Linked DNA regions of Homo sapiens: all the other regions are linked to region 2. A link is an interaction called in ENCODE POLR2A ChIA-PET data of the cell type or tissue named here. Cell type or tissue: A673. All regions are shown on one strand.

Region 1 (5,000 bases), 64 kb after region 2:
GAGTGCAGTGGCACAATCTCGGCTCACTGCAACCTCCACCTCCCAGGCTCAAGCGATCCTCCTGCCTCAGCTTCCCTAGTAGCTGGGATTACAGGTGCGCACCACTACACCTGGCTAATATTTGTATTTTTAGTAGAGATAGGGTTTTGCCATGCTGGCCAGGCTGGTCTCGAACTCCTGGCCTCAAGTGATCCGCCCGCATCGGCCTCTCAAAGTGTTGGGATTACAAGCATGAGCCACCGTGCCTGGCCGGCACCGAGTTCTTGAATAAACAGCTTGAGACAGTTCATGCTGGCTTCCTGGGCTCATCCCACCCTTTTCACATCCTCTGCTACTGTGGTTATGAAAGTGACTGCGGTGACCATGAGCCCGTCAGCTCTTCCTGGGGTCCAAGAGCAACTCGAACCCAGCAATCAAGCCAGGTTCAGCCCTGACTTGTGGCGCCTGGCCCTGTAGGCACTTGGGAAACCTTTTCTGTGGCATGAAGGGCACTGTTGAGGGCAGACTGACATTCCAGCTAACCTGCTCACCCAGAACCCTGATGGGCCTTTGCAGAGAAAGCAGAAGAAGATGACAGGTCTCCTGTCCTCAAGGGACCAAGCAGAGTCTCCATGAGGGTGGGATCTGTTTTTTCACACCTGGTACTTACAGTGAGTCCTGAAAAACATATTTGCTGGTTAACTGACATGGAGCTTACCATCTACAGTCACTCAAAACACAGCCACGGCAGAGACAAAAGACAACACCTGAGGAAAACCAACGAGAAGGGGACAGAAACGTCTCCTGGGGTTACAGTGACCAGGTGAACACTTTTTTTTTTTTTTGAGACGGAGTCTTGCTCTGTCGCCCAGGCTGGAGTGCAGTGGCGCGATCTCGGCTCACTGCAAACTCCGCCTCCCGGGTTCACGCCATTCTCCTGCCTCAGCCTCTTGAGTAGCTGGGACTACAGGCACCCGCCACCACACCCGGCTAATTTTTTGTATTTTTAGTAGAGACGGGGTTTCACCGTGTTAGCCAGGATGGTCTCGATCTCCTGACCTCGTGATCCGCCCGTCTCGGCCTCCTAAAGTGCTGGGACTACAGGCGTGAGCCACCACACCCGGCCCCTGACCCGGTGAAAACTTTTAACCCCTAAACAAGAATGACTGCTGTAGCCTCTCCGGATGGGATGAGAATATTCACATTTCATTCTCATAAAAATGCTACCAAGGTCAGGCACAGTGGCACATGCTACCTGTAATCCTGGCACTTTGGAAGGCTGAGTTGGGCAGATCACTTGAGGTCAGGAGTTCCAGACCAGCCTGGCCAACATGATGAAACCCTGTCTCTACCAAAAATACAAAATTTAGCCAAGTGTGGTGATGCCCACCTTTAATCTCAGCCACCTTAACGGCTGAGGCAGGAGAATCGCTTGAACCTCGGAGGCAGAGGTTGCAGTGAGCTGAGATCCTGCCACTGCACTCCAGCCTGGGCAACAGAGCAAGACTCTGTCTCAAAAACAAAACAAACAAACAAAAACACTACCAAATGCCAGTCTGGTGACTCAGGCCTGTAATCCCAGCACTTTGGGAGGCTGAGGCAGGAGGATCACTTGAAGCCAGGAGTTCAAAACTGACCTGGGCAACATAGTGAGACCCATATCTATTTTAAAAAATGTTTTTTAAATTAAGCTGGGCATGGTGGAGCATGCCTGTAGTCCCAGCTACTCAGGAGGCTAAGACAGGAGGATCACTTGAGGCCAGGAGTTTGAGATCAGACTGGGCAACAGAGCAAGACTCTGTCTCTACTAAAAATAATTAAAGAATTAGCTTGGCCTGGTGGTGCACACCTGTAGTCCTAGCTAATCAGGAGGTTGAGGTGGGAGGACTGTTTGAGCCCAGGAGGTTGAGGCTGCAGTGAGCTATGATCACACCACTGCACTCCTGGCTGGGTGACAAAGTGAGACCCTATTGCAACAACAATAACAACAGGACACAGAAAATCCTAAACTCTGCCAGGTATGGCTGTCCTCACTTTATTATTTATTTATTTATTATTTATATATTTTTTGGACAGAGTCTCGCTCTGTCGCCCAGGCTGGAGTGCAGTGGTGTGATCTTGGCTCACTGCCACCTCTGCCTCCCGGGTTCAAGCGATTCTCCTGTCTCACCCTCCCAAGTAGCTGGGACTACAGGTGCCTGCCACCATACCCAGCTAATTTTTGTATTTTTTTCTTTCTTTTTTTTTTTTGAGATGGAGTCTCACTCTATTGCCCAGGCTGGAATGCAATGGCACGATCTTGGCTCACTGCAACCTCTGCCTTCGGAGTTCAAGCGATTCTCCTGCCTCAGCCTCCCGAGTAGCTGGGATTACAGACACGCACCACCACATCTGGCAAATTTTTGTATTTTTGTAGAAATGGGGTTTCACCATGTTGGCCAGGCTGGTCTTGAACTCCTGACCCCATGATCTGCCTGCCTCGGCCTCCCAAATTGCTGGGATTACAGGCGTGAGCCACCGCACCCGGCCTAATTTTTGTATTTTTAGTAGAGACAGGGTTTCACCACGTTGGCCAGGCTGGCCTTGAACTCCTGAACTCAAGTGATCCACCTGCCTTGGCCTCCCAAAGTGCTGGGATTACAGGCATGAGCCACTGTGCCTGGCAAGGCTGGGTAATTTATAAAGAAAAGTGGTTTATTTGGCTTATGGCACTGCAGGTTGCACAAGAAGCATGGTGCCTGCATCTGCCTCTGAAAGGATCTCAGGCTTGCTTCCGCTCATGGCTGAAGGGGAAGGGGACCTGGTGTTCATATGGATCCCATGGTTACAGAGAAGGAGGAAAGACACTGCACTCCAGCCTGGGCGCCAGAGTGAGACTCATCCTGCCTCACAAAAAAAAGAGAGAGAGGAGCAAACAGAGCGAGGGAAGGTGCCAGGTTCTTTTTAACAGCCAGCTATCAAGGAAATTTATAGAACAACAACTCACTCATCCCCACCCCGCAGGGATGGCATTAACCTATTCATGAGGTATCTGCCCCCAAGATGCAAAATACCTCCCATTAGGCCCCCATCTCCAACACTGGTGATCAGATTTCAACATAAGGTTTGAAGGAGGTCAAACATCCAAACTGTAGCGGGAATTAAGACTTCTGGTAGAGAAAAAAATTGAAAAATATTATTAACATAAAGGGCCGGGTGAGGTGGCTCACGCCTGTAATCCGAACACACTGGGAGGCCGAGGCAGGTAGATCACTTGAAGTCAGGGGTCAAGACCAGCCTGGCCAACATGGCGAAACCCATCTCTACTAAAAATAGAAAAATTAGCCAGACATGGTGGTGCATGCTTGTAATCCCAGCTACTTGGGAGGCTGAGGTGGGAGGACAGCCTGAACCCAGGAGGCGGAGGTTGCAGTGAGCCGAGATCATGCCACTGCACTCCAGCCTGGGCAACAGAGCAAGACTCCGTCTCAAAAATAAAAAAAAGCCCAGGTGCGGTGGTTCATGCCTGTAATCCCAGCACTTCGGGAAGCCGAGGCAGGCAGATCACCCGAGGTCGGGAGTTCGAGACCAGCCTGACTAACATGGAGAAACCCTATCTCTACTAAAAATACAAAATCAGCTGGGTGTGGTGGCACATGCCTGTAATCCCAGCTACTCAGGAGGCTGAGGCAAGAGAATTGCTTGAACCTGGGAGGCGGAGACAACAAGAGCGAAACTCCGTCTCAAAAAAAAAAACAAAACAAAACAACACACACAAAACAAACAAACAAAAAAGCCAAATATATAGATGAGCTTGGAAGTACCTCCAAGTACCAGAAGGCCATACTATTCATCTACAATGCAGCTGGAGAGGTCTTTAAAAATAAAACAAAACATAAAGTAGATCGATCATTTCACATCCTACTAAAAACCTTCCAGTGGCTTCCTAATTGCAAATCAAAGCCACATGCTATGGGATAAACAAATCAGCTCTAAAGGACCAAAGTTGAGACCACTGACTGTGTGTGCCTCAGGGGTCTGGAACTGAGCTCCTGGCCAGAGCTGCCGACCCGAAGCCTTTGGTGAAGAGTCTAGGGAAAAGCCAGGGCCCCGGGCCTGGGCTGCATAGGTGTGCCAAGTTCCCCCAAGACTCATGCAGCATGGAAGCCCTGCCCTGGGAACCAGTGAACCTGGTAAGAACTTAGCAGAGACAACCATAAAATTGTCCCAAGAAATACCTCCATAAGTCAAGACACATGCAGGACCCCACAGAATATAAGCTCCACCAAAGATGATCTCACAGACAACAATGACAAAACAAATAGTCTTACACCAGTTCTAGTGGTAGTTCTTACATAACAGCCTTTTATTTTATTTTGTTTTATTTATTTATTTATTTATTTTTGAGACAGAGTTTCGCTCTTGTTGCCCAGGCTGGAGTGCAATGGCGTGATCACGGTTCACTGCAACCTCCGCCTCCCGGTTCAAGCGATTCTCCTGCCTCAGCCTCCCGAGTAGCTGGGATTACAGGCGCCCAGCACCACGCCTGGCTAATTTTGTATTCTTAGTAGAGATAGGGTTTCTTCATGTTGGTCAGGCTGGTCTCGAACTCCTGACCTCAGGTGATCCGCCTGCCTTGGCCTCCCAAAGTGCTGGGATTACAGGCATGAGCCACTGCACCCAGCCTACATAACAGCTTAATCAACTGTTTCTTGTTGTTGTTGTTGTTTGTTTGTTTGAGACGGAGTCTCACTCTGTTGCTCAGGCTGGAGTGCAGTACAGTGGCCTGATCTCGACTCACTGCAACCTCCACCTCCCAGGTTCAAGCGATCCTCCCGTCTCAGTAGCTGGAATTACAGGCACCCGCCATCATGCCCGGCTAATTTTTGTATTTCTGTAGAGATGGGCTTTCACCATGTTGCCCAGGCTGGTCTTGAACTCCTGACCTCAGGTGAACTGCCTGCCTCAGCCTCCCAAAGTGCTGGGATTACAGGCATGAGCCACTGCACCTGGCCAACTATGTGGATAATGCAAATTCTCCA
Region 2 (5,000 bases):
GCACTCCAGCCTGGGCAACAGAACAAGACCCTGTCTCAAAAAAAAAAAAAAAAAAAAAAAAAATCATGCAGAGGCCAGGTGTGGTGGCTCACGCCTGTAATTCTAGCACTTTGGGAGGCTGAGGTGGGTGGATTGCTTGGGCCCAGGAGTTTGAGACCAGCCTGGCCAACATGGTGAAACTCTGTCTCTACTAAAAATACAAAAATTAGCTGGGCATGGTAGTGCTGGGGGCGCGCGCCTGTAGTCCCAGCTACTAGGGAAGCTGAGGCACGAGAATCGCCTGAACCCGCGAGGCAGAGGGTGCAGTGAGCCGAGACTGCACCACTGCACTCCAGCCTGAGTGACACAGCGAGACTCTGTCTCAAAAAAAAAAAAAAAAATCACGCAGAATCAGGTAAACTATAATCTGCTTTTCCTCACTCTGCGTAAGCAGGAGAAACCTCCAAGGCTGACATTGGACTCTGTCAAGGATGTTCCTGAAAGGCTGCGTTTGAGGTCAAGCCTGCAGCCAAAGGCCCCCAGAGCGAGGACTTCAAACCAGAGATGGGAATTTAATGGCCAGAACAGAAAGTACTTTTGGCCTCTTGCAGGAATGAAAAGCAGACACCAATTCCCCAGGGTGGGTAAGGTTCTCCTTGCTACACAGGCACAGGTCTGTGCTCTTTACAAAGAGCTGCAGACGATTGTTTCTGGATTGGGCGCTTGGCTGCTCAATGATTAATGAGAATCTAATATCACTTTTGTTTGGACCCCAAGCTAAAAGAGGAAAGAGGCAATAGATGCACCTCCCCAGGGCTCAGAATTCTCCAGAGGTTTCCCAGTGCTTACGGGCCAGGGTCAGAATGCCTTGGTTGGCATTCAGGGACTTGCTGGTCTGGCCCCAAACAACCATCTCGATGTTTCCTGATTTCAAACCTCTGTACCAGCCAAATGTCTTCAGCCTCACCCAATGGACTCTGCCCATCCTCTTCCTGCGATTCTCCCAACAGGCAATGCCTACCCCACCCAACCTCCAAGGGCCAACTGAGGTCTTGGTCTTCCTTCTGAACTCTGCACTCCAGTCCCTTCTCAGACCCCCATGGTCCTCAAAGCTTTGGCCTTCTGATCCAGGCCTGTATTGATAGCTAACTGTTGAGTCGGCCTGTATCTCTCTGGATCCTTCACTTTCATGCTAAGGGCCTTGAGAAGCAGGGAGGGAGGCCTTCGATGATGTTTCTTTGTGTTCTTTACCCAGCACTTGCTATAGAAATTATGAGAATTAAATAAATGCTGTTGATTAATGAGGGATGGATGGACAGAGGTCCCTGAGTCCTATAAGCTTGTCCTTGCAGGCCAAGCTTTGCAGGGAACCTGGGTGCAGGGCTGGGAGGATGCTCAAGGGTGATTCGGTTTAGTGGCCATTGGACTAAAGTAGAGTTTCGAAGCTTCAGATCCCTCAACCTCCTAATCATAGCCCAGACAGATGAGTCTTCTGGTCTTGCTCAGACACCTCTAGGAAAGAACTACTGCTTAGTTTTCTACATCTCCACCCCCATAGCTGCAGAGAGGATTTTTTTTTTTTTTTTTTTTTTTTTTTGAGAGGGAGTTCTAATACATGCCCAAAGAAAGCGAGATTTCATGGCAGACAGACAAGGAATGCTGGTCCAACCTCTGGGCACTCACTGCCCAACCATGAACAGGTATTTCTCTCCAAATAAAGATAGGAACCCAAATAAAGACATGAAGCCCCTCAAGCAGCCCCCAACCCCAGGGGCAATGCTCAGTCAGTCTGAGACTGATGCAGGCCATAGAATAGGACTCTCCCCTGTCATCAGCCCCCATCCCATTGTCTCCTAGCCAAGACAGAGTGCCAAAGGCCAGGGCCGGGCAGAGAACCAACCTCCCTTGGTTGCCTCGAAAGGGCACCCTCTGGGGAAAAGTAATATAATTCTGAACAAGATAAACTCAAATTCTAGTACCTCCTCATCTCTATGGCAAGGGCAGACCCAGACCCCCCCCCCCCCCCCACACACACACATACACACACACACACACACACACACACACAGCCCACGACAGCTCCTTTCCTCGAAAGCCCTGATTGCCTCCCCCCTCCCAAGACCCGCCTGACACACAGGCCCTTGAGGGTTGCAAGGCTGGACGGTAGGGACAGTACCCTGGTCTAAACTCGGGGTCAGGGTGATTGAGATGGCAAGGGCACCCTTAAATCTCCATTCAGAGTGACAGCCAATCAAGACCCCTGGGAAAACCTGCAGTTTCCGGGCCTCCAGGTGCTCCCTGCGAACCCCCCTCCCATCAGAATCCCCCAAATCACATCCTGGTACCGGCTGAAGGCTGCTCCTTGGTCTCAATCAATAAGCAATGATTTCTTCAAGATCCTACTGTATTCGCGGTGGAGGTGGGGGTGGAGGGCTTCTCTGGGGGAGGGCACAGACCCCTCCAGAGGAGCCCATTTCTAAAGGAAAGGCGGAGTCATGCTTAGGAGGCGAAGGTGTTGGCTGCACCTCAGGCCCACTGAAGCTGGGGTTCCCAAGTGGCCAACCTAGAACCTTCCCCGTCTCTGCCAAGGGCTCCATTCCTGCCCCCTCACCTCCTAGGATGGTTGAAACCTGGCTTCTCACTGTCCTCCCAGCGCCACCTGTGCCTCCCTGCCCACGGGCTCAGCCCCACACATCTTCCATCGATCTCCTGTAGGTGTGCGGGCAGGGGGCTCCGGAGGGCACGGTACAAGCCCCTTCCGGCGGCGCTGCCCTCCCTCCCGTCCGGCAGGTCTCCCGAGGTGGGCGGCGAGCCCCGCAGCCCAGTCCCTGGAGTCCAGCGCGATCTCCCGGGCAGCCCGGCGGCGGCGCGGCGGGAAAGCCAGAGCCCATCCCGGCCGGCCAGCCGCCTCCAGAATCCTGGCCCGGCTCCCTCCTCCGGCACGCCTGGAGTTGGGGCCAACAGGCAGGATCAACAATCCAGAAACTTTCAATGGATCGCGCCGGCTAGGAGGGGGAGAAGGGAGGGCGCCAGGGCTGGGGGTGTGGGGAGGGGGCTCGGGGCAAAGCCCCTGCTCACACTTACCATCTTGCTCACATCCATGACCGAGGCTGCGGGGCACCCCCCCACCCCTGGAGATCCCGCTTCCCCCAAAGCTGCTCCCGGCTAATCGCGCCCCGAGGGTGCCATGCTGCGGGGAGGGCGGCCGGCAGGGCCCCCGCGGACCGGGGCAGGCGGCGGCGGCGGCGGCGGCACCAAGGCTGGACCGGAGAAAGGAAGGGGAGGGGGAGGGGAGGCGGCGAGGGGGAGGGGGAGGGGGGCGGGCGCGGAGCCGCAGCGCGCGCCGGGGGCGGGGGAGGCGCGGCCCCGCCGGCAGAGACCGGCGCGCCCGAGCCCCCGGGGACCGGGAAATCCCGGAATCAGCTGGCGGGGGCGCGAGGGGAGACCGGGAGGCGGGTTCCCGGGCCAGATCCCGCGGCCCCCGGGCTCGCACGGCGAGGATGTGATTTGAATAACAAAAGGTGGCTTCTCCCCAGAGTTCCCGGTGGCGGGGATCGCCGATCCCGGAGCGAGAGGCCGCCGGCCCGCCAGGAAGCGTGTGTGTGTGTGTGTGTGTGTGTGTGTGTGCGCCCGCGTGTGTGTGCAGGCGTGCGTGTGCATGCATGCGTGTGTTTTGGTGGTGGGATCAGTGGGACTCAGGAAGTGAGCAGGGGAGGTGGTGAAAAAGGAGGGACAGATGGGGGGCGCAGGAGGCCGACATTCCAGTGGGGGCAGGGGGTCCGCTCGGCCCCTCCCCACTTGGCTTCCCTGGACAAAGGGGGAATTCACGGCCAGTTGTTTGCCTCCTGCGGCTAATCTGGAGGGGCCTCCCGAATGAGACTGGGGTCTCCAAACAGATGGGCAATTGGGAGGAAGTGGAACAGGTATCCCCAGGAAGGCTCTGAGCGTCCCCCTCCCACGTGAGCCACAGCCAGCCCTTCCTGGAGTGAGGGAAATTGGCTCCGTGGTTCCTAAATGATGTCTGCCCTGAGCTGGGAGCTCCTTTCTCTCAAGCCAGAATCCCGATGTCCCTTTCCTTATTCGATGCCGAAATGCAAGGCAGACATTCCCCTCTGCAGTAGACACAGCTGGTGGCCTCAAAAGGTCTCCTGGCAAATGCTCCTTTGGGGCAAGTTCTCCGGAAAAAGCCTGGCCATTCAAGCCTATAGTTTCAACACAGTCTGTCCCCCCAAAATCAGATGGCAGTAAAGTTTTGGATGCAGCAGGGACCTGAGAGTCCACCTAGATCAACCCCACTTTATACGGAGAGGAAACTGAGATCCAGAGAGGGAGAGGGAGGTGCCCCAGGTCACACACCCGGCAGGGACTGGGGAGCAGGGCAGACTTCAGTAAGGACCATCCAGCCCAAGCCCAGAAGGGCTTCCCATGCTGCCACGGGGCAACCATGAAGTTAGGGCTTTTAAAATAATGAACAGGTGGGCCTGGCTCCCGGCGGGCTCACGCCTGTAATCCCAGCACTTTAGGCCTGTAATCCCAGCACTTTGGGAGGCTGAGGCAGGCAGATTGCTTGAGGCCAGGAGTTCAAGACCAGCCTGGCCAAAATGACGAAACTCCCGTCTCTACTAAAAATACAAAAATTAGCCGGGTGGGGTGGTGTGCGCCTATAATCCCAGCTACTCGGGAGGCTGAGGCAGGAGAATCGCTTGAACCTGGGAGGCAGAGGTTGCAATGAGCCAAGATCACACCACTGTGCTCCAGCCTGGATGACAGAAGGAGACTCCATCTCAATAATAATAATAATAATAATAATAATAATAATAAATAATGAACAGGTGATGGGATCCAGAACAGCTGCGAGGCCGACCTCTGCACCCACATGAAGGGACCCACATGAAGGGGCCCTGAGGAGAAGGCATCTCCTATCATGGCCCCAGGACCTGCTGGGCTTGCCCTATCACAGCCCCTTCCTGTCAAAGCTGAGTTCTTATCGATGAAATTGGGACTCTATCTGCCTGCCTCCT
Region 3 (5,000 bases), 180 kb after region 2:
GCGGGGAGGATGAGGCCACTTTTTACCCATGATCTCATGTGATTCTAGAATCCTAGAAAGTTACGGATGTAAGGGCTTTTAGTAAACTACTTCTTCTTCTTCTTCTTCTTCTTCTTCTTCTTCTTCTTCTTCTTCTTCTTCTTCTTCTTCTTCTTCTTCCTCTTCTTCTTCTTCTTCCTTCTTCTTCTTCTTCTTCTTCTTCTCCTCCTCCTCCTCCTCCTCCTTCTCCTTCTCCTTCTCCTTCTCCTTCTCCTTCTCCTTCTCCTTCTTTTTTTGAGATGGAATCTTGCTTTGTCGTCCAGGCAACAGCACAATCTCGGCTCACTGCAACCTCCAACTCCCTGGTTCAGGCAATTCTCCTGCCTCTGCCTCCCGAGTAGCTGGGATTACAGGCGCACGCCACCACACCCAGCTAATTTTTTTGTACTTTTAGTGGAGGCGGGGTTCCACCATGTTGGCCAGACTGGTCTCGAACTCCTGGCCTCAGGTGATCTGCCAGCCTTGGCCTCCCAAAGTGCTGGGATAACAGGCATGAGCCACCTCGCCTGGCAGTGCACATGCAAGTCTTCACCATCTAGCAGGAACCAGACCCTTAAGCTAGAGGAACTCAGCCCCAAGGGAGGTGTTTCAGGTATCCATCCATCCACCTACCCATTAATTCATCTACTCACTCATCCATCCATCCATCCATCCACCCACCCACCCACCCATCTACCCACTCATCCACCCATCTATCCATCATCCATCCATCCATCCACTTATTCATCCATCCACCCTTCATCCATCTACCCATCCACCCATCCACCTACCCACCCATGCATCCACCCCTCCACCCATCCATCCATTCACCCACCCATCTACTCATCTATCCATCCATCCATTCACTAATCCATCCATCCATCCATCCATCCATCCATCCCTCCACCCATCTATCTATCCATCCACTCATCTATCCATCCATCCATTCATTAATCCATCCATCTATCCATCAATTCATCCATCCATCCATCCATCCATCCATCCATCCATCCATCCCTCATCGAACCCTGCTATATACCAGGTGCCCCATCCCAGGCATACCAAGAAAAACTATATACAGGTGTTGCCTTGGGGAACTCTCACACTAGCCTTGAGAGACAGAGGCAATTATGACACAGGTGATAAGTGTCCAGATGGAGGAGGTCTACCGAGGCCACAGTGGAGAGCAGAAGTCATAGAAAACTTCCTGAAGGAGGTGCCCCTTGTGCTGAGTTAGGCTGACCAAGGGGAGTTGGGCTTGACAGGGAGGAAACTGGGCAGAGAAGGGTATTTCAAGCCCTGGAAGCCACAGAGATGAAGTCAAAGCAGAGGGGTGACTTGGCCAGGTTGGAGCCTTAAAGAAATCACTCTGGCTGCAGTAAGTCATGTGGCAGAACTGGTGGGAAGCCTGTGGTAGGGAATCTAGGATGGAGAGGTGGAGGAAGTTAGGATGGAAAAAAGAGGATGGATTTGAGGATTACTCAGGATTCCATTTGCTGAGCTCTGATGCCATATGGTTGAGGAAAAGGAAGGATTGTCTAGGATAACACTTGGGTTTCAAACTTGAGTGCATGTGTTGGGGGGACCATTCATGGATAAAAACAGTCTGCAGGGGCTGTGGGGCTTCCAGGGGTTCTGGTAGATGCCCGAGGCAGGCAGGGCAGGTAGGGAGAGGTCTGGATGTCCAATAAATTATCAGAACAAGGGAGGGGCTCAAGGCTGTAATCCCAACACTTTGGGAGGCCAAGGCGGGTGGATCACCTGAGGTCAGGAGTTTGAGACCAGCCTGATCAACATGGAGAAACCCCGTCTCTACTAAAAATACAAAAAATTAGCCGGGCGTAGTGGCGGGCGCCTGTAGTCCCAGCTACTTGGGAGGCTGAGGCAGGAGAATGGCGTGAACCCGGGAGGCGGAGCTTGCAGTGAGCCGAGATCCCGCCACTGCACTCCAGCCTGGGCGACAGAGCGAGACTCCGTCTCAAAAAAAAAAAAAAAGAAAACAAAATTAGCCAGGTGTGGTGGCACAAGCCTGTAATCCCAGCTACTCCGGAGGCTGAGGCAGGAGAATAGCTTAAACCCGGGAGGCAGAGATTGCGGTGAGCCAAGATCGCACCATTGCACTCTAGCCTGGGTGACAGAGCCAGACTCCATCTCAAAAAAAAAAGAAAAAAAATCAGAACAAGAAGAACCTTTGGAGTCTCACCTGTCCCGACACTTTGTGGCTGGGAACTGGAAGCCCAGGGAGATTAGACAGCCTCAACTGCCCCACCCAGCTCAAGACACAGTGTAGTACCATGGGGAGGGCATGGCCCTAGAGGTAGACACTCCTGGGTTTGAGCCTCGTCCCAACCATATGCTCACTTGGTGGCCCAGGCAAGGTGTTTAGCCTCTGTGAAGCTTAATTCATTTACTAAAAGATGGGTGTGTGACTGTGCACCTCCCAGGATGGTGGAGGGAGTAGGCCTCAAGCTTCAGTGAGGGACTCCATGAAACGCCACCAGACCAGCATCCCTTCAGCTGTTCCCCTAAAGCCCTACATGGCTCCTCTGAACTCATCTTATCCTCTTATTGTCCCCATGTCACCAGTAAGGAAACTGAGGTTCAGGCTGGGCATGGTGACTCACGCCTGTGATCCCAGCACTTTGGGTGGCCTAGGCGGTGGATCACCAGGGGTCAGTTCGAGACCAGCCTGGCCAACATGGTGAAACCCATCTCTACTAAAAATACAAAATTTAGCCAGGCGTGGTGGCAGGTGCCTGTAATCCCAGCTACTCAGGAGGTTGAGGCATGAGAATTGCTTGAATCCAGGAGGCGGAGGTTGCAGTGAGCCGAGATTGTGCCACTGCACTTCAGCCTGGGTGACAGAGCAAGACTCAATCTCCAAAAAGAAAAAAAAGAAAAGAAAACTGAGGTTTAGAGAGTTAAATGACTTGCTCAAGACTCCTAAGCCACGATGGGGCAGAACTCGTCCTACATCTTCCTGGGAAGGAACCTATGCCCTTGTCATGGTGCCAGGCAGCATGCTCCGCTGAGTGGCACCAATGCCACCACACCGAGTTCACTTTCCGAGCTGCTCTCCGATCCACCCCTTACTTTAGACTCTCACGGCCACCAGCTTTGCACAGCCTCCATCAATTCTTTCTTGCATTCTTGTCCCAGCCTCCTAAAGGAAGCGGGTAGACATCTGGGGTGTGATGCAGGGGGGAGAGGGCAGTGGGGTGCCAGGATGAATGGGCACTGTGGTGGGGAGTGCAAGGGGCTAGACTCAGGCATGCAGACTGGGGGTGTCACTGCTTCCTGGGATATCCTGCTTCCTCGATACCAAACACACACACACAAAGTCCCAGAATACTGGGCACAGGGGAGCCACTTACCCGGAGGTAACAGGGTGACAGCCTTGGTGCCAAGTGCAGAGCAGAAATGATTTCCTCTGACTCACCAGATCTGGGATGGCAGGAAGAATGGGACGAGAGGAGGGGCACCTGGGGAGGGAAGGGCGCCTCCCCTGCATCTCGCCTGGCTTGGCTGGGAAATTCAGGAGTCCAAGGTTTACAAGGACTTCTGAGAGGTTGGCTTTGTGGCAACAGGCAGGCCCTGATGGGGGCCCATGTGCAGGGTGGGTGGTGGTCCCCATCAGAAGAGCACAGTGAGCCCATTGTCAGACAGACTTCTGTCCACACGGACAGACTTCTGCCCTGGAAAGGGTGTGGTCCCAGACGGGGCTGGGGAGGAAAACAGGTGGCAGCTATGGAGTGCCTTACCCTTTCATCTCCAGATGGGAGGGCTTTCAACAGCTCAACAGGGACGGGAACAGGAGGCACATATAGCAGCTGAAGCCCAGGGCACTGCCAACCAGCCAGCCTAGCATGGATGGTAAACGGGGATGCTGCAGATCAAAGAGGCCAAGAGGATCTTTTTTTTCTTTTTTTCTGGTGGGGGGTGGGTGCAGAGGGAAGGGAGACAGAGTCTTGCTCTGTTGCCCAGGCTGGAGTGCAGTGGTGCAATCTCGGCTCACTGCAACCTCTGCCTCCCAGGTTCAAGCGATTCTCCTGCCTCAGCCTCCTGAGTAACTGGGATTACAGGCACCCACCATCATGCCCAGCTAATTTTTTGCATATTTACTAGAGATGGGGTTTCACCATGTTGGCCAGGGTGATCTCAAAACTCCCGACCACAGGTGATCCACCTGCCTTGGCCTCCCAAAGTGCTGGGATTACATGTGTGAGCCACCATGCCCAGCTGAGAGGATCTTTTTGTACATCTGTGTCACAGCTGCCTCTTAGATGTTAAAGGCCTAAGGAGAAGGAAGCAGGTAAAGCTGTCCAGAGACAGATCTGATCACCTTGGATGACAGTGAGAGCCCCACCAAGGGAGGTAAGCAAGCACCCTGTGGCAGATCTCCAGGTAGGAAATTGAAGTCTCAGATGAGGGAGCTCCATTCGGCCAAGGCATTCTGGGATCCAGTGAAGGACGTGTTTCAGACTTCATGTTATAAGATCTCAGAGTCCACTGGAAAAACCAACACAGAAATAATTAGAGCCCAAGTATAGTGGTTCATGCCTGTAATCTCAGCACTTTGGGAGGGTCACTTGAGCCCAGAAGTTCAAGGCCAGCCTGAGCAACATGGTAAGACCACGTCTCTACAAAAAATGTTTAAAATTAGCCAGGTGCACTCCTGACCCCAAGCGATCCGCCCGCCTTGGCCTCCCAAAGTGCTGAGATTACAAGTGTGAACCAGAGTACGAGACCAGCCTGGCCAACACGGTGAAACCCCATCTCTAATGAAAATACAAAAATTAGCCGGGTGTAGTGGTGGGCACCTGTAATCTCAGCTACTCAGGAGGCTGAGGCAGGATAATTGCTTGAACGCGGGAGGCAGAGGTTGCAGTGAGCTGGGATCGCACCACTGCACTCCAACCTGGGTGACAGAAAGAGACTCCATCTAAAAAATAAAAATAAAAAAATAAAAAATAACCAGGTGC

Evidence for each region. ChIA-PET counts read pairs that join two places held together with the same protein. Peaks named below come from ENCODE experiments on the same cell type or tissue, not always from the same donor. Only the 100,000 strongest peaks of a DNase experiment are listed, where the experiment ranks them.
Region 1: POLR2A ChIA-PET joins it to region 2 with 5 read pairs; 5 of 35 experiments call an interaction of 5 or more read pairs at or near these places.
Region 3: POLR2A ChIA-PET joins it to region 2 with 5 read pairs; 3 of 35 experiments call an interaction of 5 or more read pairs at or near these places.

What each region holds. Positions count from the first base shown.
Region 1 is chr7:75,699,900-75,704,899 of GRCh38, forward strand. All of the region lies in intron 1 of HIP1 (huntingtin interacting protein 1), which reads right to left. Among named protein-coding and RNA genes, the nearest start is that of HIP1, 37 kb to the right of the region's middle. In A673, no CTCF peak of the experiment used is centred here; no DNase peak of the experiment used is centred here.
Region 2 is chr7:75,635,988-75,640,987 of GRCh38, forward strand. The region is part of intron 1 of HIP1 (huntingtin interacting protein 1); the gene reads right to left. Among named protein-coding and RNA genes, the nearest start is that of HIP1, 100 kb to the right of the region's middle. RefSeq lists a silencer at 3,381-3,480 and enhancers at 3,570-4,324, 4,325-5,000. In A673, no CTCF peak of the experiment used is centred here; DNase peaks (open chromatin) are centred at 2,954 and 3,504; H3K4me3 peaks cover 1,868 bases; H3K27ac peaks cover 1,290 bases.
Region 3 is chr7:75,819,930-75,824,929 of GRCh38, forward strand. It overlaps a transcript of CCL24 not described here. Among named protein-coding and RNA genes, the nearest start is that of CCL24, 8.6 kb to the left of the region's middle. RefSeq lists an enhancer at 3,642-4,142. In A673, no CTCF peak of the experiment used is centred here; no DNase peak of the experiment used is centred here.